Regions from separate parts of the Mus musculus genome. Here region 1 is linked to region 2. Evidence: chromatin loops called from intact Hi-C (ENCODE). Cell type or tissue: heart. All regions are shown on one strand. Each heading gives the region's core, and the rest is flanking DNA. Links, peaks and the distances in the headings are about the cores only.

Evidence for each region. Hi-C counts contacts between places; a loop is a spot of excess contacts. Peaks named below come from ENCODE experiments on the same cell type or tissue, not always from the same donor. Only the 100,000 strongest peaks of a DNase experiment are listed, where the experiment ranks them.
Region 1: it touches region 2 in a loop (5-fold over the local background); 10 of 42 quality-filtered maps call a loop at or near these places.

The regions. Positions count from the first base shown.
Region 1 is chr2:118,690,205-118,700,800 of GRCm38, reverse strand. It overlaps Pak6 (p21 (RAC1) activated kinase 6), which reads right to left. Exons shown (of 11, transcript NM_001033254.3): 5 at 10,411-10,596; 6 at 7,077-7,574; 7 at 6,801-6,934; 8 at 6,381-6,507; 9 at 6,161-6,286; 10 at 5,460-5,594; 11 at 2,781-4,394. The coding sequence ends at 4,227. Ankrd63 (ankyrin repeat domain 63) reads left to right here. Exons shown (of 1, transcript NM_001081971.1): 1 at 1-1,698. Among named protein-coding and RNA genes, the nearest start is that of Ankrd63, 8.5 kb to the left of the region's middle. In heart, for the core only: a CTCF peak has its summit at 4,915 (motif pointing right); a DNase peak (open chromatin) is centred at 4,330; H3K27ac peaks cover 208 bases; H3K27me3 peaks cover 6,411 bases.
Region 2 is chr2:118,483,701-118,494,296 of GRCm38, reverse strand. It overlaps the pseudogene Gm13983. Among named protein-coding and RNA genes, the nearest start is that of Srp14, 9.3 kb to the right of the region's middle. In heart, for the core only: a CTCF peak has its summit at 6,294 (motif pointing left); DNase peaks (open chromatin) are centred at 2,836, 3,946 and 7,156; H3K27ac peaks cover 2,983 bases.

The DNA.
Region 1 (10,596 bases), core at 808-8,807, 210 kb before region 2:
CTGCCCTCCAACACTGTACCTCCTCAGAGAGAAGGCGAAGAAAGGAGTTTGACAGATTGCATGCTCTACGACCCCAGTGTCAGTGCTAACTCCTGGTGGAAAATCTGTACCAGCAGGGTGGGGTAAAAACTCCTGCTTCAAAGCAGTGAAGGTTTTCTGGCCGTGATAGTACCTCGGGTTTCTAGTTGTGAACCCCGAAGAGTGAGCATTTAAGTCCCTCACTTGTCTGCGATAAAGTCTTTGAAGACGTTGATCTTTGTGGAAGATCGTCTTTGTGGAAAGGTTTCTCACCAGTATCTCTGAGAGAACTTCCCAGAGAGAATGCTGGTGCTCAGAAACTGGGTCTGCGGTTGAAGCGTAGGAAGTCGGAAACCAGTTTTTGCAGGGGCCAGAGAGCTCCGCAGTTCCTGCCCTCCCTCGCTAACGTCCGAGGCCGCGCGCCAGCCCACATTTGGGACCGTGATCCTTGCTGCCCCCTAGTGGCACCTCTGCATTCTCCCCGCTGCGCCCCGGGAGCTCAGACTTGGCTTTCTTCGGGAGATCATTGATGTGTAACTTCTCCCTCTGTGTGCTTTTTACCCATAAAGCGTGTTCCTCTTGTAAAATATTAAATCCGGATACTTGAAGTCACTTCACTTCAATGAAGTGAGGAACAGTGAACAAGGAAAGTCAGCACTGGGTGTGGTAAGAAGTGCTCAGAAGCCCAGCAAAGACCCCTTTACCAAGAACCCCAAGTTATTTTGCAAGCTAAGGCTACTGTTGGAAGATCGCCTGCTGTCTTTAGAACAACTGGAGCTGCCAACCCTTATGACTTCTGAGCCTTGACCTGACCATTTGTGTTGTCTTACGACAGTTGCTATTCATTCTGGGATGATCTCTCTGCCACCCCACCCCACCCGGACACACACAGACACTCCTGGCCTCTGTCCCACACACCTGCACACATACACCTGCCTTTTCTCACCCCGAGGGGCAGACGAACAGTATACCACAGTGTCTGAAAAGTCAGAGGAGGTCAGGGCTGGGACACTCCAAGTGAATAGTGTTTTTCCTCTGACCCTTCGTCCCTCACATTCTATTTTCAACTATGTTTACTTTTAGTGACTTTTTTAATGGTGTAAGGATACAATTTTTTGGCTTACAAGCACCGTGGCATTTGGCTCACACATTGTGTCAGGGGTGCTGCCAACCATCCAGTGTCACTGATATGTACCCTGTGGGAACGTCACTTTGGTCAGTCTCTGTTGGGTAAATGATTGCTCTTGTCTGTGGTCTGTGGAGTTGCTGGAACATGGGTGGTTGAAAATGGTTTTTCTGATACACTGTAGATCTTTCCCATCTCAACTGAGTTGTGGGCCTTGTTGTCTGCCCTTAGCCTTAGCTAAGCCTTAGCAGGCTCTGTACAGAACTCCAGCACACTTCACTCGCTCTGGACTTCCTGTTAGCTCTAGGTATACTGAGGCTGTGGTCCTCCCTCGTCCCCTCCTGCAGTAGGAAAAGACTTTGCTGCATATTCTGCCTTTCCTGTTATTGTCGTCATCATCGTCGTTGTGAAGAGTCAGTCACCCCAGCCACTGGCACTTAGCGCTGGTTGGTGTGGAAGGGTATGAAGGACGTTGGCACATGCATTTGGAGCGATGTGCTGAAAAAGACTGGCAGGGGAGGCACAGCTAATAAACCCAGTGTTGTTGCATTGGAGACCTGGCCTCTCTTTGCCTTCCTGCTCACTGCTGCCTCTTGGCTTCCTTTGAAAAGATGGAAGCACACACTTGATTTGGAGGTACTTCCTACCTTCATCAGCCCTGGCCATGGCCATTCTACAAGTCATGGGGGCTGCTTCTCAATGAACCAATGAACCGCTGCTGGGGCTGGGGCTGGGGCTGGGGCTGGGGCTGGGGCTGGGGCTGGGCCTGGGCCTGGGGCTGGGGCTGGGGCTGGGGCTGGGGCTGGGGCTGGGCCTGGGCCTGGGGCTGGGGCTGGGGCTGGGGCTGGGCCTGGGCCTGGGGCTGGGGCTGGGGCTGGGGCTGGGGCTGGGGCTGGGGCTGGGGCTGGGGCTGGGGCTGGGGCTGGGGCTGGGGCTGGGGCTGGGGCTGGGGCTGGGCCTGGGCCTGGGGCTGGGCCTGGGGCTGGGGGGGCTGGGGCTGGGGCTGGGGCTGGGGCTGGGGCTGGGGCTGGGGCTGGGGCTGGGGCTGGGCCTGGGGCTGGGGCTGGGGCTGGGGCTGGGGCTGGCTCCTTGCTCCAAGTTAAGTGGTTTCAATGAGCACTGTTTTGAGTATAGAGCTCAGAAAAGGAAGATTGGAATCACTGTCGGAGTAAAAGTTAAAAGATATTTTTGCCACTTCCCAACCCCAGGGCTAGAACCCAAGTCTCTGGTCACTTCCCTACTCTTTTGAAATGTCAGAGTCCTTCAGTTTTAAGAAAGGAACATGGGCTGCTTTCGGGGAACTTTCTATGGGCAGCCTGAAGACCAGGAGAAGGGAGAAACCAACCTTGAATGAGGCCAGTCTCTGTGGCCTTGGGTTGCTAGGGCCCTCCCCCACACCTCCGCCTGGTGGCTCCTCGGCCCTGACCAGAGCCTTCTTCGCCCTTTCTTCCAGCCCCAGGGCCTTCCACGTCCCGGCTCCTCCTTCCTCGGCCCTCATTCTAGGTGTCCAAGCCAAAGAAGCTGGGTGATTTGTGGATTCAAGTAACCACAGAGGAGCCCTACCAGGCACCCACTCCAAGGGCATCCAGTTCCAAGAAAGCCTGGCTCCAATCCCAGAGAATGAAAAACCCAAAGGTTCGAACATTTAGTTTAATTTAAAACAGGCACAAGTGCAAACAAGTCACAAAAATGTCTAGGGAAGGATGCTTTTGTTTTTTTAAAACTCTGACCCTTAAAAAAAAAAAAAAGACCTTGCAATTTTTTTTTTTTTTTGCCCTAATGCAGGTCATCAGGGAACAGAGGAGTCTAAAAATATTATCTGGATCGGGTCCAGACACTAGAGTTCTTCCTTGGCATTCCCTGTCTCACAACAGCCAGGAAGGTGGGAAGGGAGGGAGGTCAAGGAGGCAGGGAAGTATCAACAGGACAGCTGGGGCAGCAGGCTCACAGAGGAGGTGCCCATCCCTCGCTCGGCATGAGGGACCCCCTCCGGGAGGTGGTTCACCTTTCTGTCCCAGCCCAGGGTTCTGAAAAGGAGGGGTCCCTGATCTGGCCGCTAAGAAGTTGCTGACAGGTAAAACAAAGTTTATTCCCTTACTATTCCTGCCTCAGTATGGGAGAAACTCAGAAACTTTGAGGGCCCCCAGCATGTGTTAGACTTGACATACACACACCCCTTCCCTGTTTAGGTAATAACATGAGACTTGAGAGGCAGAAAGCCAGGTCCAAAAAGCAGATTCCTTCAGAATGGAGCTTGGTAGAAAAGAGGTGGACAGCTCTTCTGAGGCTCTCTGTGGGTGACTGGAAGGACCTGGGCCACTGGGGGAAGTTTACACACACACACACACACACACACACACACACACACAGAGAGAGAGAGAGAGAGAGAGAGAGAGAGAGAGAATGTTCTCTACATCCTGGACAATGGAACCACGTTTACTGCCAACCCCACTCTCTCTCAGAAGATTCCCCCCTGGCTGCTCTCATGGTCTACACACAGGCTATTCACAGTTCCGTAGAGGTTTTCTAGGGCGAGGCAGTGCCAGGGAACAGACAGGAAACAGGTGCAAGTGGGGCTTCCAGAAGTCAGACCAGAGGAGGAAGAAGGATTCAGGCAGCGAAATCCTTCCCCGTGGCCCTCTGGGACTCCAGGGTTTGAAGCTTCAGTTGAGAATAGCAAGTGTCCATGTGGAGATGGAGCATGCACCCTCTTGGTTGCCCCAGGTCACTGTGGACACTGCCTTTAAAAATCTGCAGCAGCCTGTCGGCTTTGCTGGCTTGCGGCCAAGAGCACCACTCTCCGCGTTTCTTAGAAACATCCCTGTGCAAATAACAAAGGGCCAAACCTGCAGAAGGGGTCACTGTCATCCCAAAGGCAACTGGGACTCTGGGGAGTGAAACCAAGGGGGGCAGGTCCGGCCTGGCCCAGCGGGCAAAAGGGCAGGAGGGAAGGTGCGGAGCTTCACATTCGATCTTTGGAGAGAACACTGAGAGGGCAAGGCGGGTAGGCCTTGCCAATGGAACGGCTGTCCAGTGTCCTTTGCCTGTGGGCACAGGTGGCAGGTGCACCCTGGGTGCGGGCTCAGCAGGTGGAGGTCTGCTTGCGGTAGAGCTGTATCAGAGGCACCAGACACTCAGGCAGCCCCGTCTGCAGCAGAAACGGGTGATCCAGAAGCTCCTGGGCCGTGGCTCGCTCTTGGGGTTCCCGTACCAGCATCCGATCCAGGAAGTCTCGCAGCACTGGAGAGACCTATGGAACAGAACCGTGAGGGGGTGAGGGGAAGCCATGGCTCGCAGTCACTTCTCGGCGGCCTGATTGCTGGGCCCCCACTAGCTCCACACCTCATCTTCTCTGCTTTCTTACTTTCTGGTTCCTCCCAGGCGCACTGATGATTGGCTTAGGAGGCAGGAGAAGGAGGCCAGTTCACCTGTTATGAGAGCGGCAGAGCAATGAATGGGATGAGGATGTCTGGAAGTCTGGGTGGCTGGGTTCCACACACGGCCCACTCCCCCTGCCTGCTTCTCGGGGCTCTTGGCTTTCAGGCTCTGCAGCTCTGCGAAAGGGGCATGGAACTGGCATCAGCGATCCAGTTCCTCATCTACCGGGCTGCCTGGGGAATGCTACAGAAGGCTGCCCCCCTGGAGCAGTTAACTAACTAACGGGTGCTCTTTGAGACCTGCTCATCTCAGGCTTCGCAGGGCAGTCTCCAGGGACCAAGCTGTCTTAGAGCCTGTTAGAAACCGGGCATCAATCCTCTGGGGCATTTTTTAGCTTTGGCCACTAGGTGGCAGTACCATTTAGCTGTCTGTCCTGTGGCAATCTGGCAGCAGGGGAATGGATTTATTTGGCAGGAGAGAGTTAATTATAATAAGTATAGATACTGGGTCTAAGGCGCAAACAGTGGCTCAGCTATGATCGAGATGTGTCATACAGGAGGACAAGCCCAATCATGTGATGGCACTGTGTTGGTATGGGCCCCAGACAAGTAGAATGGAAGGATTTGTACTCTGGATTCCTCCTTGGGAGACAGCTAGGGCTCCTCTTCCTCCTCATAGGGATAGGCGAAGAGCCTGCTGTGTCGTGGCTCTCCTGCTGCAGCTGCAGGTGGGAATTTGTTGGCATGAATCTGATGGTTGGTACATACATGTGACTGCACAGGTTTTATGTGGAAAAAGACCAAAAACATATATGTGGATATATATATATATATATATCCTTCTGAGTCCATGGCTCCAGGTCCCTGTCCTCCTGTCTCAGGAGAAATGGGCTTGGGGGTATGAGGTTGAGGAGTTCACACCTAACACAATAACTGACCTTGTAAGAGTTCTTTAGCTTGGGTGGGGCGCTGTCCCGCAGCCTCTTCATGGCTTGCACTGGGGAGTCACTGAAGTAGGGGGGTTCTCCATCCACCATCTCAATCACCATGATGCCCAGAGACCAGATATCCACCTGCGGGAGAATAGCCCTGACTCTGCTGCTGGGGTCTGGCTCTTGGTGGCAGTGTGTTGGATGGAGTATCTTGTCTCCTACCAGGTGCCCTAGTGTGGCTGCCTCCTTCCCTCACCCCCTGGTCCGATGCCCTACGTTCAGCCCCTTTTTGTATGAGTGGCCAGTGACCATAGAAACCACCCCTCATGGAGAACACTGGCCATAAGCAAGTGCAGAAGAGAGCAGTGTGTGGCAGGGCCTGCTGCATAGTGAAGTCCAGGTGAGAGTAACTCCATCAAAAAGGGGAGGCAGGTCAGGGTGCAATGGTGCAGACCTTCAGTCCCAGCATTTAGAAGGCAGGGGCAGGCATATTTCTGTGAATTTGAGGCCAGTCTGCTCTACATAGTGAGTCCCAGGAAATGGAGGACACAGAGAGACCCTGTCTCAAAAGGAAGGCAGCGGGTAGGTACTGATTAAGTGGAGACCTCAGAACCGGGGTCATTAATAGTGGAAATACTTAACATGGGCAAGACCGAGGAGCTACGTGGCCCGAAGCCTGGAGAGCTGGGGATGGAGGGAACCCTTACCTCAGTAGCGTACAGGGATCTGGAGATCACTTCAGGAGCCATCCAGTATGGAGTTCCTACCAGGGACTTTCTCTTGGGAACATCTTTGCTGATCTGAGCACAGAACCCAAAGTCTGAGAGCTTCACCTGGAGTTGAAAAGGAAGTAGGTAGAGACCAGGAAGAGGAGTGGCACCAGAGAGAACAGGGAGGGCAGCTGAGCCGTGGAAAGGGAGGACCTACCCTGCCATCAAGGGTCAGCAGGATGGAATCACTCTTGATATCTCGGTGGATGACACCCTGGGCGTGCAGGTAAGCCAAGGCCTGAAGCACAGCTTCACACACAGTGGCAATCTGCTCCTCATTCAGTCTGGACAGGGAAGGCAAGCCACCATGGGAGAGCCATGTGGTCAGCATGGCTGGGCTGGGTAGGAAGGAGTCCCGGGCAAAGGGACTACAACTCCCAGGCTGCAGACTCAGCAGGCTGCAACCCCGGAGTACACGTTTTTCTTGCCCATTTTTAATCTAAGACCATGGAGTCTCAGTTACCCCAAATAGGCAGGAGTCTAGTAAGATCAGTCCTATTGGCCAGAGGCAACTGATCTCCACGTCTAAGCAGTGGTGGGGTGGCCTTCCCTCTGCCCAGCCCTTTCAGATGCCCACCTGACTTGGGAGATGATGTCTGTGAGGGCCCCGCCCTGCAGGAACTCCATCAACACCCACAGCTCCTCTCCTACCAGGTAACTCTTGTACATCTCCACCACGTTGAGGTGCTGGTAGTCACGCATGATCACCACCTGAGGGCAGAGAGAAGCCTGAGTACCCAGCACAGCATCCCATGGTCAGGCCATCCTGTTCTCCTGCCAAGTCAGCCCCACGTGCCGTGCAAGCCTCATTGAACACTTCTACTGCCCTGCGGGCATCCCGCCAGGTCCCCACCTCATTAAAGAGCAGCTCCCTGCGTTGCTGCTTCCTGAGGTCCATCATCTTGACTGCTACCTGGCGACCTGAGTGCTTCTCCCGGGCCAGACACACAATGCCCGTGGAGCCCTCCCCAATCTTCACGTAGCTGTCCAGCAGCAGCCGAGGGTCACCCTGGTCCACCACCATCCTGAGCGCAGCCTTGAACTGTTCATGGGTCACAATGCCCGTGTCTTCGCCACCCAGGGCCCCCTTGGCCACTGTGGGGTCCTGGGGCAGGTAGAGATTGCTGGTGCTGATCTGAGCATGCCGGGTACGGGGGGAGCCTGCTGGAGAAGACCGGCCTGGAAGTGGACCAGCGGCTGGAGCTGTGCGGAGGGACTTCTGGGGGCTGCTGGTATCTGAGGTGGTCAGAGGACTGAAGGTCCCCATGGGCTGCTCTGAGGGCAAGGACTGGGCCTTGGCTACCAGGTTTGAAGAGGAGTCTTTTTGTGGTGGTCGGAAAGCAGAATTGGGCTGCAAAGACAAGGAAAGAGACAATATTGGGTGTGTTAAGGAACATTTGAGACAAGCTTCCTAAAGGCAGGGTTGGCTGCTGTGGCCTGGACACTAGCAGGGCCACCCAGGACTTCAGATTAAATTGAGGAAGCAAACAATGGAGCTGAACCTGACCAGAGCAGCAGATGTACCCCCTACCCCCCAGGGGACAGGCACAGGAGCATCTCTTTATACCCACTCTCCCACTCCCAGGGGAGACAAAGACAGTAACCCCCCCCCGGGGGGGGCCTCAAGCTAGGTATTTCTTCCTGAGCAACTGACAAGCAGGCCTCAGGGAGACAGATTTCTCAGGGAAGCTGGGTCAGAGGCTCCTGGTGTGAGTGGAGGTGGCCCTGGGCAAGAGGCAGTGGGTAGCTGTGACTGGCTCCCAAAACCGAGACAGGGAAGGAGCCATGGCTGCTGTGTGGCAGCATTCTTGTGAGGCTGTGTATCTAGGAGGTTAGGCTCTTGGCTAAAACCCTTGGAGGAAAAAGTGGGGGGGGGGCAGCTACTCTCAGCCTCAGTTGGGGGTGACACAGAGGAAAGACAGCCCATCCTTGAAAGCTGGTGAAGCCCTCTCCTATCTGAGCCTTCCTGCCAGCGCTGGAGCAAAAGGAGCCCACCCCTCACCACCCCTTCAGGAGTCTTGTATTTTTAAAAGGCTTGTGAAGAGGGACCCTACAGGGGCTACACAGAAGGTTGTCTAGGGTGCCCCTAACCTATCCCAGGGGCAGATGTCTGCACTCACTAGGTTTCACACATGGCCACAGCACTGAACCCTCTCAAGGAAATCTCCTCGAGCTGCCACTTTAGGCTTGCTCAGGTGCCCCAAATCTTGGTTCTGACATAGGCTTGCCAGCTCTATGCTATTCCCAGGCTTTGGGGACTCACTCTAAGCAAGACCAGAGCCTTGCTAGGGTTCTGCAAGTACACAGGGGTGGTTGAAGGAAGATTCTGTCAAGCCTTTAAGAGCCCCAGCTAGAGAGCATTTATCTGGAAAGTCTGCTTTGAAGGGAACTACTCCCCTGAGTTTGCCTCTGAGCCCATGATGACTGCTTCCACTGCGGGAGAGCCCTGGCATACACAATGGCCCATGAGGGTTCTCAGTGTCCTCTATGGGGATGGGCAGCGTGGTGACTGGCAGGTCAAACAAATGCTGTCAGAGCCCATCTCAGTGTTAGCACCTCTTTCTTTTAGACCCCTGTAGCTGACCCAAGCAGACACAGGAATCAACTGACCCTGACCTCCCTAGTGCTATGCTCTGCCCTGTCACACCTTAGCTTAGTAGAGATGTCTCCCAAGTCACAGCCTTCCAGAAACCCCTAATATCACAGATATGTGGGGACAGGAGTGTATGAAGCCAAAAGGCCTCCTCGGTGCCTCAGCTGGAAGTGGCCTGGAGCACTAGTAGGCATTCTCCAGTTCAGGCTACACCCCAGTCATACCATCACCACAGCAAGGATCCAGCTTGCTCCCAATGCCCTCCCGTTCAAGGGGAGGCCCAACCACCATGAGCAGCTGTTTCTTAGGCATGGCTTAAAACCCTCAAGCTCGGGGGCTGGTGAGATGGCTCAGTGGGTAAGAGTACCCGACTGCTCTTCCGAAGGTCAGGAGTTCAAATCCCAGCAACCACATGGTGGCTCACAACCATCTGTAACAAGATCTGACGCCCTCTTCTGGAGTGTCTGAAGACAGCTACAGTGTACTTACATATAATAATAAATAAATAAATAAATAAATCTTTAAAAAAAAACCCTCAAGCTCATCCTGTCTTTCGGGGGCTCGATAATAACTATCCACTGTGATTGCAATGCTTTGTAGACAAGATCCAGGAGCCTGGAAGGTCTGAGATGGGATGACGGCTCTAAGAGAGGACCTTTCCTGCTTGCTCCTGTGATTCACTGGAGACCCTAGGTGAGCTCACTCTGAGTTGGTCATCATCTACCAAGTGAGAAATGGTGGCCCTGTCACTGCAGATAGGATGGGCAGGCAGGCGGGCAGGCGAGTAGGGAACCATGCTAACCTGCCTGCCAAGAAATGCCACCAAGTCTCCCTCCCCCCTGTCTCAGGAAAGAAGCCCTCTGTCCTGCCACTCCAAGTTCTGGTGCACAGTCAGATCTCCTGATTTTCATAGCTCACACTCTTCTGGAAAGTTGTACCCCTCCAGGGACATTAGAGAATCAAGCACATGTGGAAGTGAGAACTGAGGTCTGATTCCTCTGTGACCCTTTGGTCTTCTCTTGACACATTGCAGAATAAATAACTATGGAGAGAAAACGAAGAGAAGAAAGAGGAGGAAGTGGAGGAGGTCACTGTAGGCATCAAGCGATACCCAGAATCCCCTGCAGTTCTCAGGGAACCAGGGGCTTCAGAACTGCCCCCAAAGAGGGAGGCAGAGAGACCCTGTCCTCTCCAGGTAAGGACACATATCCCTACTTGGGCCTTGAGGTTCTGTCCTGAGATTTTGGTTAAAGATGCTTTTAAAGGAGGGTCTGCCTCTCAGTGTGGAGTGCCAGGCCTCAGAGAACAGGAATGCCAGCCACAGTGATCTCTTCTCTCTACCTGAAATGACTTGGCTTACAGCTTGTGACTCACACATGCTAAGCCTTTGGAAGACATGGATTCAGATGGTGAATTCAGGCTATAGCCATTAGCCAAGGTCACTCTGGTTGGCCGTTTTGATTTCCCACATTCTTATCCTTATCCAGTGAGTGGGGAGGGCCCCACTAGGCTTGGCATCTCTAATACTTATTGGCCTATGGATGTCACTAGATGTGCTTAGAGTGACCCCAGGAGGAAACCCCAGGTCATATACCTTGTTCTGTGGCAGAGGGACCGGCTTGCTGCTGCTTGCCGCGCCTGTGGCAGGAGTGGACAGGAACATGCTTCGGAAGAGCCGGTGCTTGAGGCTGCTTTCCTGGTTCTTAGGGCTAGGGCTGCCTTCTCCACCTGGCCTGCCAATGGCGGAGCCCACCAGGCAGGACTGAGGCCGGGCCTCTTC
Region 2 (10,596 bases), core at 1,758-9,757:
CAGACAAAACACTTATATGCACAACACAAAAATAACCAATTTAAAAGATTCCGGGGCTGGTGAGATGGCTCAGTGGGTAAGAGCACCCGACTGCTCTTCCAAAGGTCCAGAGTTCAAATCCCAGCAACCACATGGTGGCTCACAACCATCCGTAATGAGATCTGATGCCCTCTTCTGGTGTGTCTGAAGACAGCTACAGTGTACTTACATATAATAAATAATAAATAAATCTTTAAAAAAAATAAAAAATAAAAGATTCCGATTCAGATTGAAGGACTTGGAGAACAGCTTATGTATGGGGGTGTAGGGGGACTTTCTCTGGACTGTGCTTACTGGCCTTAAGGTAAACACTCTAGAAGACGCTGGAGTGGTGTGACTCCTCTGTGATGAGTCTGGAGCTCCTCACCATGCTCAGACAGGCATTGTCACCTGTTCTCCTGAGAGCCCACTCATTTTCTCCCTAAATCTTTTGTCTTCCCCTCCCTAGAAGAAGCCATATACACTTCTAGATCTTACTTGCTATTGGTCCCTTCCCTCCTGTGAGGAACACATCTACACACACACACACACACACACACACACACACACACACACACACACACACACACACTCATCCAATGCCAGCGTAACTTAATTATTAAATCCTGGGAAGGTAGAGGGCAAGTTCTTTTTCTCCTACACTAACTGGAAAACTTATAATGGACATTTTAAGGAGACACTTAAGGGAGACACAGAGCTGGGAAGGCTGGTGTCTGTCCTTCCCAGCTATTACTGAACCCCACTCTTCTCTGGCCAGTGTGACCCTCCCTCAGATCTCCCCCATTTCCCAGTCCTGTGTGTGTGACTAAGAACATCCAGCATCCGGAAGCCTCCCGGCTCCTCTATACCAAGAGCTTGGAATTTTTCAGTAAAACTACAGCTTGTTCTTTCCTTCCTTCCTTCCTTCCTTCCTTCCTTCCTTCCTTCCTTCCTTCCTTCCTTCCTTCCTTCCTTCCTTCCTTCCTTCCTTCCTTCCTTCCTCTTTCCCTCCCTCCCTCCCTTCTCTCTCTCTCTCTCTCTCTCTCTCTGCCTCTTCCATCTTTCTTTTTAAAAAACAAACAAACAAATAAACAAACAAAGTGTTGCTATATATTTCAGGCTGGGCTTAACGCACAATAGAGCCTAGAGTAGTTTCAAATTCACAATGATCCTCCTGCCTTAGCCTCAAATACTTGGGTCACAGCCCTGTGCTACTATGTGCCCAGGTAGTTCTTTTTTTACTATCGAATTATTTAATTTATCACTGTGTGTGCATGTGTATTATGTGTGTGGGGGGTACGCATGTCATAGCAACCATTTGTGATCAGAGGACAACCTTGCAGAGTCAGTTCTCCTCTTGCACCTTTCCATGGATTCTGAGGATGGAATCCTGGCTGCCAGGCTCAGGTGGCAAGTGCCTTTACCTGTTGGGCTGTCTTGCTGGCCCCCTCCTAATTTACTCTTCTTGAGAGAAATTCTCAAGTCAAGAGGCCCATGTCGGTTTTAGTCTCTGTCTCTCTTTTCTGTTTTATTTTATTTTTGAAGACATGGTCTTGTTCAGCCCAGCCTGAATTTGAACTCATGACATAGCTAAGGCTGACCTTGAATTCCTGATCTTCCTGCTTCTGGCCTCCAAAGTGCTGGAATTATATATGTACTGTCTTCAAGAGTAGTCAGGGCTCATATTATAGATGTGCACCATCATGCTTGCCATATATATATATTTTTTTTTTGAGACAGGATCTCACACTTTATTCTAGGATGTCCTGGTATTCACTGTGCAGCCCAGACCAGCCTCAGACTCAAAGAAATCTTCCTGCCTTAGTGTTCTAAGAGCTGAGATTACAAGTATTGCCAACTCCCCTGATAATCTTTGTCTTTAAGTGACGATATGAAGTTCTGAATTGAGTTTCTTACTTTCTAACTTTCTAAAAAATATGTTAAATTATATAACACATTTGTGTCTATGTGTGTGGTTATATGCATGTGACTGCAGCTGCCTGTGGGGTTCTGGAGGTGTCAGATTCCCTGGAGCTGGAGCTATAGACAGCTGTGAGCCACCTGATGTGATGTGGGTGCGGGGAACTGAACTCAGGTCCTCTGCAAGCGTAGTAATGGCTCTTAAGCCCAAAAGTAGTGAGGGCTCTTAGCCCCTTGAGGCCATTTCTACTCTACATGGACCTTAGCTGGAGTCTTACCCTTAGCTGTCCTAGCTCCAGTCCCTTTGAGCACCCTGAAATAGCTTTAGAACATCCAAGCTGCACAATTTAAAACTGAAAGGGACCCTAGAATCCATCAATTTCCATCTCTCATGTTGTAGAGGAAGAAACAGGAGCCAGACAGGAAGTGACTGGTCCAATATCATGGGACTGATTAATGAGAGTGGAGCTTAGAACTCAGTGTTCAATTCTTTCTCACAGCTGAGCAGCCCCACTCCAGAGGCTGAGGCCTGGAGTCTAGGGCCTACTTTGGAGACATCATTGAAAGTCCCAGGATGAGTTGTTACTGAAGAGACCCTTCCCGTTTTCCAGAGCTAATGTTCTGGGCTTCGTTGCCCCAGTGGACAGTAGCTGGGTCTGGGGTGGGAGGAGGTAGGGGCAGAGAAAAGCTGTGCAGAGCCACGGGCTCTACTGGGCTCTCAGCCTTGGCTCCTGAGGACTTGCCCCCAACAGACCTCGGAGCAGGTGTGAACCCTCTGTCCCCAGAGTTTCTCATAGAACAGTTTGTTCTGTGGGGGGAGGGATGGGGGTGGGGGGGACAGCAGTCAGTGTAGGCGAGTGAGAGACATTAGTAGGACCCTGGAGCCTGATGCAGCTGCTTCCTGTTGTCAGAGCACTTCCTGCAATGGAGAGACTGGTCTCCCTGGCCTTGACACACACACACACACACACACACACACACACACACACACACACACACACGGAAAGTCTCAGTGAAGAAGCTGCTTATGCTCTTAAGACTTACCAGCTCCCTTGGGGAAGCAGGTCCCTGTCCCCAAATGTGCTCACTCAGTCCTGTCTCCTTGCCTAGTGTGAAAGATTTCTTTTGTCTTCTCTGCACCTGACTGTCTTCCATTCTCTGTTTGTCTTCCTCAGGTTCATTCTTCCCGAGGTCTGCACACAGACTCTCTCTCTCTCTTTCTCTCTCTCTCGCTCTCTCTCTCTCTCTCTCTGTGTGTGTGTGTGTGTGTGTGTGTGTGTGTGTGTGTGTGTTCACTGGCTCTCCTTGACCGTGTAGCATGCCAGTGTGGGCCCTGCCTCCCCCTGCCTTGTCTTGTGGTTTGACATTTCACCCAGGTTTGTTCTGTCTCTTCCTGAAGACTGACAGACAGGAGACTCTGGGTCCCTTACCACTACCTCCTTACTTCAAACCAGTCAGAACTGGCCATATAAGTGACCGGTACAATGACTCCTGAGCACACGTTCTGTGTCTCTCTCGGTTCCTGTCTGAATTTAGTCAGCAGAGCCAGTTTGCCTCAGACACTGGCATGTTGAAATGAAGCACTGTGCTCTTCTGTGGAACATGCTGTCTTCCAGGCACTTGGTCTCCTAATGGGAAGCTGACCATGACCTTGTTTCTTGTGGCTCTTGTGGCCCCCTGGCCTTCCAGGCCCCCTCTGACTCAGCATTAGAGTTGCTATGGGAATGACCTGAGCTGACCACTCCACCCTTAAAAGGATCTCTGCTGTGTAAGTGTTTGCAGGTGGTCAGTGAGGGAGGAGGGAGCGAGGTGGCCGAGCATGGCCACCTCCATCCCACTCTGAGGGTCAGCAAATGTTTTCAGCCTCTGAACCTGCAGCAGGGCCTGGCTCGTACTCCCTACCGGGGTGGGGCAGGGGGGGTGGTTAGGAGGGCTGGAGTGGGGGTGGAGAGAGCAGTAACCTGGTACTCTCAACCCGGCACTCTTCCCGCAATTGTGAAATGGCCTTGGACAAGAGCCAAGCAGGAAGCTGCCTCTAATCTGTGGCCTGGCGCCTGGGGTGTGAGGCCTGCAACTTACTCTTCCCCTTCCCAGTGATGGCCGAGGCTGACATGCAAGCCCACCTGCCAGGAGACACCCTTGGGTAATGGAAAGGTGTCTAAGCCTCCATCCTGCCTACTTTAAGAAGGTGGGGATTCGTGGGTAGGAATTACCTGTGACCGAGCTCCCAGTGTCTGCTTTCCCTTCCTTATCCCATTCTGTTTTCTTAAGAATAAGGAGGAAGCTGTGAAAGTGGTCCACAGCTTCAATCCCAGCACTTGGGAGGCAGAGGCAGGTACGGATCTCTTGAGTTTAGAGCCAGCTTGGTCTACAGAGTGAGTTCCAGGACAGCCAGGGCTGCCTAGTGAGACCCTGTCTCAAAACAAAACAAAACAAAATAAAGCAAAACAGACAGAACAAACACAAACCAAGCTAACCAACCTCTGCGCCCCCACCACCACCACCAAAAGAATAACTAGAAGGTCAGACTAGAAAGATCTTCAGGGGCCTTTGCCTTCCTGGTTCCATCTTGTGACTCAACTTGTTCATGATCCATTGACATAACTGCCCCATCAGATGGGTGGTCTGCTTCTGTGTCTGTTTCCCTTGTTCACCTCCCAGAGTGGTAGAGTGGCTCCTTCGTCGATGGAGATTGAGTGATAACAGGAGAGTATCTCTCACTTTGGGAGTTAGGATGCCTGGGGAGGCGATCTCTGCTGGAATCCTCACTGTATTATTTCCTGGTCATTTACTTCCAAGCTGGAAAGTTTAAACTTGGGACACTTAGGCATGGTGTCACACACCTTTAATCTCAGCACTCAAGAGGCAGAGGCAGTTAGATCTCTTGTGAGTTTCAAGCCATCTTATTCTGCATAATGAATTCCAGGACAGCCAGAGCTGTGCAGTAAGACCCTGTCTTGAAAACAAACAAACGAACTTGGTACCCCTAATCATCATAAATAGAGAACTCCGACTCCCACCCACTAACAGTGGAGGGAGAAAAAGGCCAGGAGGGGAACAAGAGCCTTCACATAGCACTCTGGATGGGGCTGCTTGCATAACAACCAGGCATCCCTGGCTTGTCCTCCGTTTCCTTTTGTACAGTGCGTGGTCCACCCTGCAATAGTGCTGCCCCACCCCCACCTCTGCACAAGGCACACGGAACCAGGGGATGTTTATGGGGTGCAGTCTCTGGCATCTGAAGTGCCACATTAAAATCTAGCCTTCACTCAACATTTCGGCAGAGCACTCCTGTAACCCCAGCACTCAGAATGCAGAGGCAGGGGAATGATGTTCAAGACAAGCATGTGTTGAGTCCTTGGAGCTTGACCTGAGGTGGACAGCAAGGGAATGAAGAAAGGACAGACACACAGACATACCATACAGGAAGCTGGGACTGGGTGGACTAGGCTCTTGGATGGAGAAACCACAGCATCCTGGAAGCTGAGTGTTTATTATATAGACTTGAAGAGGAAGGGGGAGTTACCGTATACAGCTGAACAAGGAGAGATGTTAATACAGACAGATAAACAGGGAGGCAAGATTAAGGTATACTGGATCAAGGTTTGGCTAATGTGGTAGGTACAGTCTCTAGGGGAGTATTCTTTAGTCCCTAAACATGGCAGTGTTGGTGGGATAAAGCTATGACAGACATTTCTGTACACTCTGTCTACATCCACACATGGATCAGAAGAGAAGGCTTTTCCGGGTTCCCTCTGAGCCCCACCCTGGCAGGAGATGGAGACTTTGCTGTTTTTCCATGGGTCTGAGGCTATAATCCTTGAGTGGCTAACCCCACGTCAGCATTACTCATTCAGTCAGGGTTTCACTCGGTTTTCCTCTGATCCCTACAAGCATGAGCTACAATAAAAAATTTTTTTAAAAAAGTGGCGGGCGGGGTGTGTGTGAGACATATGATGAATGGGTCAGGTGAGGTAGCTTACAGGCACAGAGGTGAGGTGAGGTAACCGTTTCTGTAGGGGGAGGGGTGGGTCTTGGGAGGACCAATTAGTTGTGCTCTGGGTACTGTTTGAGTAGGAGTGTGTGAGAACACTGACAGCTGGCTTCTCTGGGTTTCGTTTGTGGGATGTCTCTGTACAGGTCTCATTTAACTCACCCTAGTGAGGAAGACCTTCCCATTTCCAGTTGAGATGGAAGTTCTTAGAAATAAAAGTGGCTTTCGTGGGATGGAGAGATCACTTGTCGCTTAAGATCACTCTTAGCTCTTCCAGAAGACCCAGATTCTATTCCCAGCATCTACACAGCAGCTGACAACCATCTGTGACTCCAGTTCTAGGGATCTGATGCCCTCTTCTGGCCTCTGTGGGCGCTGCATGTGTGTTACACAGACTTACCTGCAGGACAAACACTCATAAACACACACAGAAAATTCTTCTTTAAAAAGTGACTTTCTTTTGGAAACACAACTAGAAAGTGCTGTGTGGAGCCTAGAATTTAAGGATTTGATGATTCTGAAGACAGGATTTTCTTTTTCCCTTGGAGTGTAAGGGAGAACAGGGCCTTGGAATGCAGGTCTAGACCCAGAGAGAGGGAAGATGACAGGAAGAGAGTGAGGTACCAGAGCTGGTCAGTTTTCTCTCTTCTTTCCCTTCTGCCATCTTTATGGCCGACTCCGTGGATGTCTGAAAGGCCCAGTCCCTGGTGTGTGTTCCATCCTGGAACCATCCATATACTCTTCCTGACACAGGGACATTATACACCGGGCCCTAAAGGTCCAGTCCCTACTTCCTCTTGGTGTCGTTTAATCCCTTTCTTGGTACTTTAGTGACAGTGGGCACGAAATATTCAAATCTCAGGACTGTTAGGAGGACTCGAAAGAACACAGGGAAGGGCCTAGAAATGAGCCTGGCACTTAGTAACGTCTCAGTAAACACGTGCTAAGCTGTTCAATGAAATTAGTCCCTCTAACAGAAACAGGTCTGTTTTGGATATCCACACAGTGAGTGCTTTGCACCATAGGGTGCCTGGTTAGTCCCTGTACAGCGAATGGATAATTCCACGGTCCACAGAAAGCCAAGCTCCCTCCTGAAGCATATTTTAAAGATAAAGCCCACAATCTAGGATATTCTTGTCTGTCTACGGTAAATTATTATCCAAGCTCTAGGAGATCCTGGGCGCCTACCGCTGCACCTGTCCATTGATGCTATGCCGTCCCCTGCTGGCTGGGAGGAGTACTGCAGGTGGGTCCCTGGGAGACTGAGCTGGGAGAGGGGTGCTGGAAGACACTGGGGCCTCCTCAGCTTTGTCTAAGGGAGCAAGAAGGGCGGTGCTAATGGCATGCGTCTGGAGGCTCTAGAGACTTCCTAAACCTCGGAGGGGCTTCGGGGACAGGTACTGAACTTCCGAAAGCGTCTGGCTATATAGCTCTTGTTAACCTGGAACTCACTAGCTAGATCAAAGTGGCTCCAACTAGCATCTATCTTCCTCTGCTTCTGCAGTGCTGGGATTGCAGGCACGTGAAACCATGCCCTCTCAGTTCTCGGATGTGGAAGTGACTTTAGGAATTAGTGTAAGCCCCTATGGGATGGTGGAATTATCTCTGTGCATCTGGTAGTCAACCCTTTGGGGTAGGAAATGATCCCCATAAATAATGTACCCAGGTTTCACACAAAAATGAGGGACCAGGGCAACCCCAGACTCTCTGGCCCCAAGTGGAAGCTGTTCACATGGTCTCTGTAGGGTACTGGGGGCAGGATTAAAATGTATCACTCCATTCTGAGGGAGAGGGCAGGGTGGCAATGAGTCCCCAGAGTTAGGGAGTCTCCCACATGTATACAACCAACACTTACTGACTGGAGAGAAGAGTAGGAATTAGCAGCTTTGAGTAGCAGCGTTCAGAGTGTGTGCCAACATGCCAGTGTGGTTACTCTTCGTAGGAACACTCAGGCTTCCGAACACACTCTTTTTTCCCACTGGCTTTCCCTGGGGTGCCTTCCTCACTAGAGCTAATCTCTTCCCACTGACCCACTAGGTCTCCAGATCTTGGGACTTCCTCTGTCACCCTGAGTCCAGCCCAGCCCTGTGTCATTCCATACTTCCTTTCAGTCACCCACTTTATCTTCAGCTCACTTTAAATTCAGTTCACTGATCCTGGGTGAGGCAGCTCGGAAACCTAGATCTACTCAGACAACTGAAAACAGTCCCCCTGGCTCAGAGGACAGTCCCTGTAAGGCACAGCATCTGTGAGTCTCGGTGCTTCTGTTTTACAGGTGGGAAACCAGAGCAGCCACCTCCAGCCTGGTTGACTGGAGCCATAACGGTGCATGATCTGATAGACCATGCACTCTTCTCCAGGGAGGCAGGCGCTTCCATGGTTCCTGACACCCCCATTTTGTAGCTGAGAAAATTAAGGTGCTTATAGATTCAAGTAAAGGTGGAATAAACAAAATAATGGACAGGAACGAAGATGAAAGTGAAAGAAATTCAAAGAAAACAAACAATCCTCACCTTACACCACACTAGTGTACACACACACACACACACACACACACACACACACACACACAGTGGGTTGGTGGGTTGGTTAGTAGGGAAGAGAAAGAGTGAACCTAAGGAAAGGAAGCTAGAAATGTAGCTCAGACTGTAAAGTGCTAGGTTTGATTCCCAGCTTTGCATAAAACTGGGCGTGTATTCAGGAGGTGGAAGCAGGAGGGTCAGAAGTTCAAGGTCATCCTCCACACTAGGGAGCTCCAGGCTGGCTTGAGCTACTTAAGAGCCTGTCTCCATTCCTGGTTCCCCCAGAAAACCATGCATGTGATCAAACAAACAAGATCCATGCAGAGGAATACAAAACCCAAAGTAGACCCTGAGCTTTGGCCAACCTGCCAATCTTGGTTGATTTGTGATCTCTTCGGTGGCTTCCTTTGGCCGTTATTGGCTAGCAGTGACCTGCATCTTGAGATGGTCACACCACACTTTGTTGGGTGGGGCAGATGTTCTGCTCTGGTAGAGCAATCTGAAAGAAAATGGCAGCTGGTGATGGGCTGGCTGTACGTCTGCCAACCAGTTGGCCTTTAGGCAGCTACGGGGTACCTTCAATACTATCCTGCTTTTCAGAGAAGAAACTCATAAGAAAAAAAAGTAACTTGTCTCTCAAGGTGTGTGTGTGCGTGTGTGCGTGTGTGCGTGTGTGTGTGTGTGTGTGTGTGTGTGTGTGTGTGCGTATAGTTACATATATATACAGTTTTGAAATTTTTTTTTAAATCCAAAGCAGAACAAGAATAGGTGTATTTTTTCCAAGGGAAAGCATTCCTGTCGACATTGCTCAGGGCTGGCTGGTTCTAGCCTGTCGTTTCATTTGGCTGAGAAGGACCACATGGCAGGCAGTCCCGGAGATTCTTATGCCTGGACAGACAAACTCTGTTGAGAGGAGGGGCAACTCTCTTACAAACTCATTTCTGAATTCCTGGTTTATAAATGTGTCTGCTATTTGCCTCTGAATGAGTTGTTACATCTACCCAGTTCCCTTAGTGATGATAATTTTGACAAAAAGATATGACGAAGATTTTAACAAAAACCATGACCATCATTTCCTTTTATTAAATAATTCACCATATCAAGGTTCCAGTCATTTGTCTACAGACACCGACAGGTGGACACGAGACACAAATTTGCCAAGTCAGAAGTGGTCACTCTCTATTTTTGTTTTGTTTTTGAGCCTGGGTTTTGCTATTCCGGGTATTTGCTGGCTCTAAAACAGCAACTCCCACCCACCTCCATCTCCAGAGTGCAGCGCTTCCAGGCATGTGTGCCACACTCAGCTCATGACTAGGCTCCTACATTTTTTTAAAAAGGGATTTATTTTTGTCTTGGTGTATAAGTATTTTGCCTGCATGCGCGTCTATGTATTATATGCGTGCCTGGGGTCCTCAGAAACCAGAAGAGGATATTGGATCCCTGGAACTGGCAGTCGTGAACTGTCATCTGGGAGCAGGGAATTGAACCTGGGTCCTCTGCAACAGCAACAGGTGTTCTTACCTGCTGAGCCATCTCTCCAGCCCACGCCTAGGTTTCTGATCATACTTTCATGTGTTCCTCCTAAGAAGGCAGGATCACAGTTGTTGGCTAGGGTGTGTAACATGCCGCAGTCATGGCCAGCTCTGGGTCTGGGTACCCGGACATCCTCCTGGCCAAGTGACTAGGGCTGTGCAGGTTGCTATTGACATTGGGTACCGTCACCCTGACTGTGCCCAGTGCACCAGAATGAGAAAGCAGTGGGAGTGGTCTTCCAGGAGATACTCAAGGAACAGGTAGGGCACACCAGTTCTTCATCATCAGCAAGCTGTGGTGTACGGTGCATGACAGGGACATGGTGAAAGGAGCCTGCCAGAAGACACTCGGCGACCTGCCACTCTACTGCCTGGACCTCTGCCTTGTTCACTGGCCAGCAGGCTTCAAGCCTGGGCCTGACTATTTCCTGTGGATGCATCAGGAAACATGATTTTCAGTGACACTGATTTGGGGGACCACTCGGACAGCCACGGATCACCTAGAGCATGAAGGTTTGGTGAAAGCAATCGGTGTCTCTGACTTCAACCCTCTTCAGATCAAGAGGATCTCAGCCAAACCTGGCTTAACATAGAAACCTGTGGTTCATCA